Linked DNA regions of Homo sapiens: region 2 is linked to region 1. The links are chromatin loops, found by intact Hi-C in ENCODE. Cell type or tissue: mammary epithelial cell. All regions are shown on one strand. Each heading gives the region's core, and the rest is flanking DNA. Links, peaks and the distances in the headings are about the cores only. Region 1 overlaps FSTL4 (follistatin like 4). Region 2 overlaps FSTL4 (follistatin like 4).

Region 1 (2,913 bases), core at 250-2,749:
TGGGGACACAGGGCCAGGTCAGAAGCACATCCAGACACACAGCTGCTTCAGTAACGAAACCCACAGTCAGCCAGGAAGTAAACAAATTACAGGCTGCACTTTGTTAGCTCTGGGGAACATGAACGTGAGCAGACACTACTGATTTCTCATCAAACAAACAGAAGGCGGCGTCATAATCCAGAGACCCACTGCCAGGAGGGGCTGCAGCATGTGCCCTGGGCTGCTGATCTGCTGGGGTGCACCTGTCTTTGGGGGCCTTACACCATTCGTCCATAATTCTAGCCTCTGCTCAGTGGTGGATTTGTTTTCCCTCTTACAAGCTGGGCTGGGTAAGGCTAAAGCCTCCTGCAAGGCAGTGGCTCAGGTGTCCTTAGGAGACATACCAGGTCCAGGCCCAGGCTGAACTTCCTGACAACCTTAAGAAGGCAAAGGCCAGGTACGGTGGCTCACACCTGTAGTCCCAGCACTTTGGGAGGTCGAGGCAGGAGGATCACTTGAGCTCAGGAGTTTGAGGCCAGCCTGGGCAACATAGCAACACCCCTCTCTACAAAAAAATAAAAAAATTAGCCAGGCATGGTGGTGCATGCCTGTGGTCCCAGCTACTCTGGAGGCTGTGATGGGAGGATCGCTTGAGCTCTGGAGGTCGAGGCTGCAGTGAGCCAAGATCATGCCACTGTGCTCCAGTCTGGGTGACAGAGAGAGACCCTACTGCCTAAAAAAAAAAAAAAAAAAAAGGCAAAGTGAAGACATCATGAACTGAACCACTGCCCCATCAGGGGAGCCTTGGGTGGAAGCCAGGGAGACCCTGGGGCACTGCTGCACTCCAGATGTGCCATTGGGGAAGTTAGAGAGGAGGAAGACTCAGAAAACATCAACAAGGCTCCCCTCACTTCTGGACCCTCTGTTATGTGAACTCCCTCTTGGATGCATGTTTAATCTTAGGCTGGAAAAGGCGCTCCAGACTCTTGCAGCACACACATCTGACCCTGTCACTCCCCCATCAAACATCTGCGCTTCCCCACTGCCCACAGGGCAATTGCTAAGACTCTTAATGTTAATATTCAAGGACCTTTATGTTCTAGCCCCAGTCTGTCCCTATACACTTCTTTCTCACTCGCTTATTCCTGTCTCCTGAAGCCCCAGTCAGAAGGGCTCCTTTCTCTTGCCCCCAGAACAGTTGTTAGTGGTTACTTCGCCTCCCTGGAGGCTGCGGACAGTGTCTTTGTTCTCTACTCTGGTACGGAGCTTGTGACTCTCAGGCACTTAGCAAGTGAGTCAACCCAAATGATGACTCCCCATGTACGCCACCTGGATGGGCCACACACGATTGGGTGACTCATAAGTGCTTCTGAGAGCAACATTACTCGCTGCAAAATCTGACTGGCTCCTTCTTACTTGGCTCCAGGCGAGAGGGGTACATTTACTTTCTGATCAAATATTATTCTGATGCTCAGGGCATGCTTGATGTTTGCAAGTCAGAAAAGTTTAATTACATGTGTCATTAGAATGGCATTCTGTAATAGCTCTGTGACTGAATTCATTAATAGAATTCTTAACAGATAAGACAAATTAATATTTTGTTGCTCACGAAAGCTTCTCATTAAGAGAGTAGTGAAAAAGTGGTTAATATTTTGTTGCCAATCAAGATGTCTCATACAAACGACAAAGAAAGGAGGCCCACGCTCCTTCGTGCTCTGTGATCTCCCCGCCTTGGGTTTTGAAGGCCGATCAGCTTGCCCCCGTGCAGCCGTGTTTGGGAGTCACCACTGATTACAATGCCGGTGATCGTATTTCATCTCCCACTGCCGTGGGGTGAACGTGGCCACTGAGACACCTCAGGCTGAGGGACTCTGGGAGCCTCATCAACCCCAGAATCTTTGCTGCATCAGTGTTGCACTCCTGGGCTGTTCTCCCCTAATTCTTGCTTCAAAAATGCAAGTGAATCCCGATGACCTGGCTTTAGCCCCCTTCAGCCTGATTTCTTCTAAGGTTTGCTTTCCACACCGTCCCAAGTGGGCCTACTGCTTATGAGCACCTCTTGTGTGCCAGGCACTGAGCTGGGTCCTTGGTACACTTCAGCCTGAAAATGCCCATGTAAGGAGCACATCATGCTTTTTCTCCACAGGCTCAGAGAAGTCCAACAGCTCACCCGAAGCTGCTCTGGATTTGCTGGAGGCAGAGAAGCAGTGCCTCCCTCCCTGCGTGAGTCAAGGCTGACGTGGACAGTGAGACCTCCGTCCCCACTGCGAGCAGCGGGGGGCATGCCAAGGTCCTATCTGCCTGACTAGGGAGCCTCACCCAGCTGTTGCTGGCTGCTTGGTGGGGACTCAGGCTGCAAGCTGCTGAGAATATTATTTAGCAGCAGCAGGAATAATAATACAATAATAATATTAATGATAGTAACAATAGTAATGATGACAGTGATAATAGCATTTATAGAACACCATACGTGAAGAGCCTTACATGCATATTGTCATTTAGTCCTTACTGGAACCCTATGAGGCTGGTACCATTATTTATCCCCATTTCACAGAAGGGAAAACTGGAGCTTAGAGCAGTCAAGGTTACTAGACTAGTAACTTTCCAAGGTTCTAGTTAGTAAGTGGCAGACCCCAGGCTCATGCCCTTCCCTAGGAAGCTGTGCCGCCTCCTTCCCTCAGGTAGGGGAGGTGTGCGTGTGTTTTGTGTGTTTGTACACATCGGGCTTGGACCCCTGCGGGGCTGGTGCTGCCCTGCTCCCTCGTGTAGGGGGTTCTGAGAAGCACTGGGCCCTGCCTATTTGCGGGCTACTGACTCAACCACGAGCAGCAAGTGTTTCCTGGGAGATAATGAGGGGCCATTCATCTCTGGTTGCACCCACAATTACCCAAATTGCTAACCTTATTGTGAAAAGTAGAAATGCAATTGAGTTGG
Region 2 (2,913 bases), core at 170-2,669, 320 kb after region 1:
CATCTTAGAGTCAGATTATCCAGATCCTATGACCCTAGGGATCCAGCACCATGGACAGCAGCACACTACCAGCTGGACTCAATATAGTGTGAAAAGTTTGTGTTACCAAGGTCCCAGGCATGAATATCCATGTATCAAAGCATGTTGATAACATAGCCATTCTATGTCTTTTGCTGTGTTGCATAACACAAGAACTAATCAGGAGGCAAAGCAATGTTAGATTTAGTAGTCAATATAGAATTTGCTAATTTCTTTTAGATTGTCTCCCTCTTTGGAGACAGTACCACAGAGAAGGATGTGGTGAAGGGTAAAACCAAAGCCACATTCTAGACCAGGAACTCATTTTCGTTTCTGATCTCATCATTCTATCCATGTAATAAAAAGATGATTGTTAATGATTCCACAAATCATACAAAAGGCATCCCTTATTAGAGACTAGGTATTACTGAAAATGAATAAGGGAAACTTCAATTTCCACTAAAAGATTTCTGAAAGTAACACCCATATATGTTTACCTCAGAGACCATAAAACAAATGTGCTACAGGAACTCTGGCAGGGGAAACAGAACATCATGGAACTGTTTTCAAAAGGAAAATTAATTAGTTATTTCTATTTCAGCTTAGCTGAAGCTGTAAGAAATCTATTCAGAAATATTTTTCACAGTGGCATCTCTTCCCAGATATTGAAATACCACAAACCATAGGCCATTTTTTGTGTTGTTCACGTTGCTTTGCTGGGTAAAACTAATAATTATTCCAAACTTCACTCAAGAATGAGGCTTCTCTTAAGAGACCAAAAACATGATTGCGAATGAGCCAGTTCTTCAAGTATCCCACCTCTGGTACTTGAAGGTAGAAGTCATAGTTTTCACAAGCAAACCTGGCCTTCAGTCCATGCAGTCCCTACAGACAAGTGCTAAGCAGTCAGCACCCAGAAAAGGCCGCATGAAATTTCAAAGAATGAGCTGCCCACAGTCTGAAGTTCATCTTAGTTTCAGCAAACTACTTCAAAAATGTCAACACTGAAAATAAAATGGGTATGAGTGCATTTTTCCTACCTTCTCTTCTTGTGACTTCAAAGCTTCTGGGCTCCTGCAAGAAAAGAAAGACTTTGTGTTTTCTGAAGAATAATTCATATGTACAGATACTTGCAAATATCTCCTCTCTTGTTAGTCACACATTTATGAAAAGGTGAACAATCTACGAAGAACATGACACTGAGCAATGTTGGTCTACTAAACTCTCAACATGTACATCTATAAATGTAAACAACTTGTTGCTTTGAGGGCTTAGGCAAAAAAAATCCTGTTAATCACAAAGTTTTTAATGAGCACAGCTCATTCTCAGGGCCTTCCTTATTTGGAGTATGGGCTGGTACCAAGTGTTAAGGAAGACCCTCTTCCAGGTTGATGACCCACCCTCTGCCTGAACTGTAGGTGCTTTTAGGGACTGAAGAAAACATAAGCAGATGGGCTAAAATTATCTGGCCAGCAGCAGGTTCTGTTTTGTGGTGCTATGGTGAAGACCACCACTGCTACTGGATATGTCACTGACATCACCTGATAATAGATTAAACACAATTTATAGTTTCCAAAGGGTGAGATCCTATGAACAATTTGGATAGCCAGTTCATGCCACTGGACTAAATTAAGCCCTTGGGTTTTCTTAATTCAATCCTATCTTTATTGATGCTTACTATGCGCAGGGCAATAAGCAAAGTGTTTCAGAAGTTACCCAGGTAAAACTGAGTACCTGCATTGATATTCACAGTTGATTAGGGGGCCACAGAACAAACACAAATTACTGAGAAATGAAAGGGTGATTTGTCTTGTAAATACCAGCATTTCACATTCCAGTTGGAAACATAAGGAAAAGTGTTTTTAAAAGAACCTTTGAAAATAGCACTGAAGAACAGGCAGATTTTCAGACAAAAATGGGGGAGGGAGGGTGGACCAGGAAGAGAGAATAGCATAGGAAAATGTTGGGTGGTATGAAAATTCAGGGTAGCTCTAGAAGAATGAAAAGTCCTGGTGAGAACTAATGGGGGGAAAGACTAGAAATGCATATTGCAGTTTCATAACTAATATAAAGTATCTCCAATTCATCATAAACGACATGTTTTGGATAAAAAGCCTAAGGTTAAAAATAAGCTGAAAGTCCATACTAGCAACTAAAGAAGAGAAGAGAAAACACCAAACTGGGACTACCACCTCAACACCGCAGCCAAGAAGGTAATTCAGCAACAGTGCTTTTTAAGGTAATAGCATTGTCTTTCACACCTTAGCATTCTTGTCTAGCATCCTCTTGTCAGAAGGGGGAGGCAATATTAGAGATGAAACTAAGAGGGCACTGGGAAGGTTGTCCTACCCAAATTACATTCCCTGACTGCTACCTTTCTACTGAGCAAAAAGCCCTGGTGGAGATCAGTGGAAGATCCATGTCACATGCCAACAGCCCATCACACAAACCAAACTCTGGTTCCTGAAGGAGTACTCATCAGGTAAGGGTTCAGAGGAGGCGGCATAGAGATGACAGGTTAAATGCAGGAAACATAAGCCACAGAGCGTATTTTGCACAAAACAAACCCAGCTCCTCCCAAACTGTTCCTCAGTAACCTGCTCCAAGGCCTGGCACCTCTGTTTCTTGAAACAACTAGTATTCATGGAACAGGAGATATTCATAATCAGCTCCAGAAAAAAACTATGAAATTTTTGTTGTGGTTACATAAAATTTATAAATTAATTTAGGGAAAGCTGACATCTATATAATGTTGCATGTTCTTATCTAATAACACAGGATTTTAATAATTGTTTGAGTCTACTTTTGCTTCTTTCAAGAGTATTTTATAGTTTTCCTTGTGCGTATTTTGAATATTTCTTTTTTGTATGTCTTTTGTTATCATAAATGGGATGT

The links. Hi-C counts contacts between places; a loop is a spot of excess contacts. Peaks named below come from ENCODE experiments on the same cell type or tissue, not always from the same donor. Only the 100,000 strongest peaks of a DNase experiment are listed, where the experiment ranks them.
Region 2: it touches region 1 in a loop (7-fold over the local background); 1 of 110 quality-filtered maps calls a loop at or near these places.

Annotation. Positions count from the first base shown.
Region 1 is chr5:133,244,408-133,247,320 of GRCh38, forward strand. All of the region lies in intron 7 of FSTL4 (follistatin like 4), which reads right to left. Among named protein-coding and RNA genes, the nearest start is that of FSTL4-AS1, 11 kb to the right of the region's middle. RefSeq lists an enhancer at 1,082-2,281. In mammary epithelial cell, for the core only: no CTCF peak of the experiment used is centred there; a DNase peak (open chromatin) is centred at 1,304; H3K27ac peaks cover 751 bases.
Region 2 is chr5:133,566,128-133,569,040 of GRCh38, forward strand. It overlaps FSTL4 (follistatin like 4), which reads right to left. Exons shown (of 16, transcript NM_015082.2): 3 at 1,059-1,092. Among named protein-coding and RNA genes, the nearest start is that of FSTL4, 45 kb to the right of the region's middle. RefSeq lists a silencer at 1-178. In mammary epithelial cell, for the core only: no CTCF peak of the experiment used is centred there; no DNase peak of the experiment used is centred there.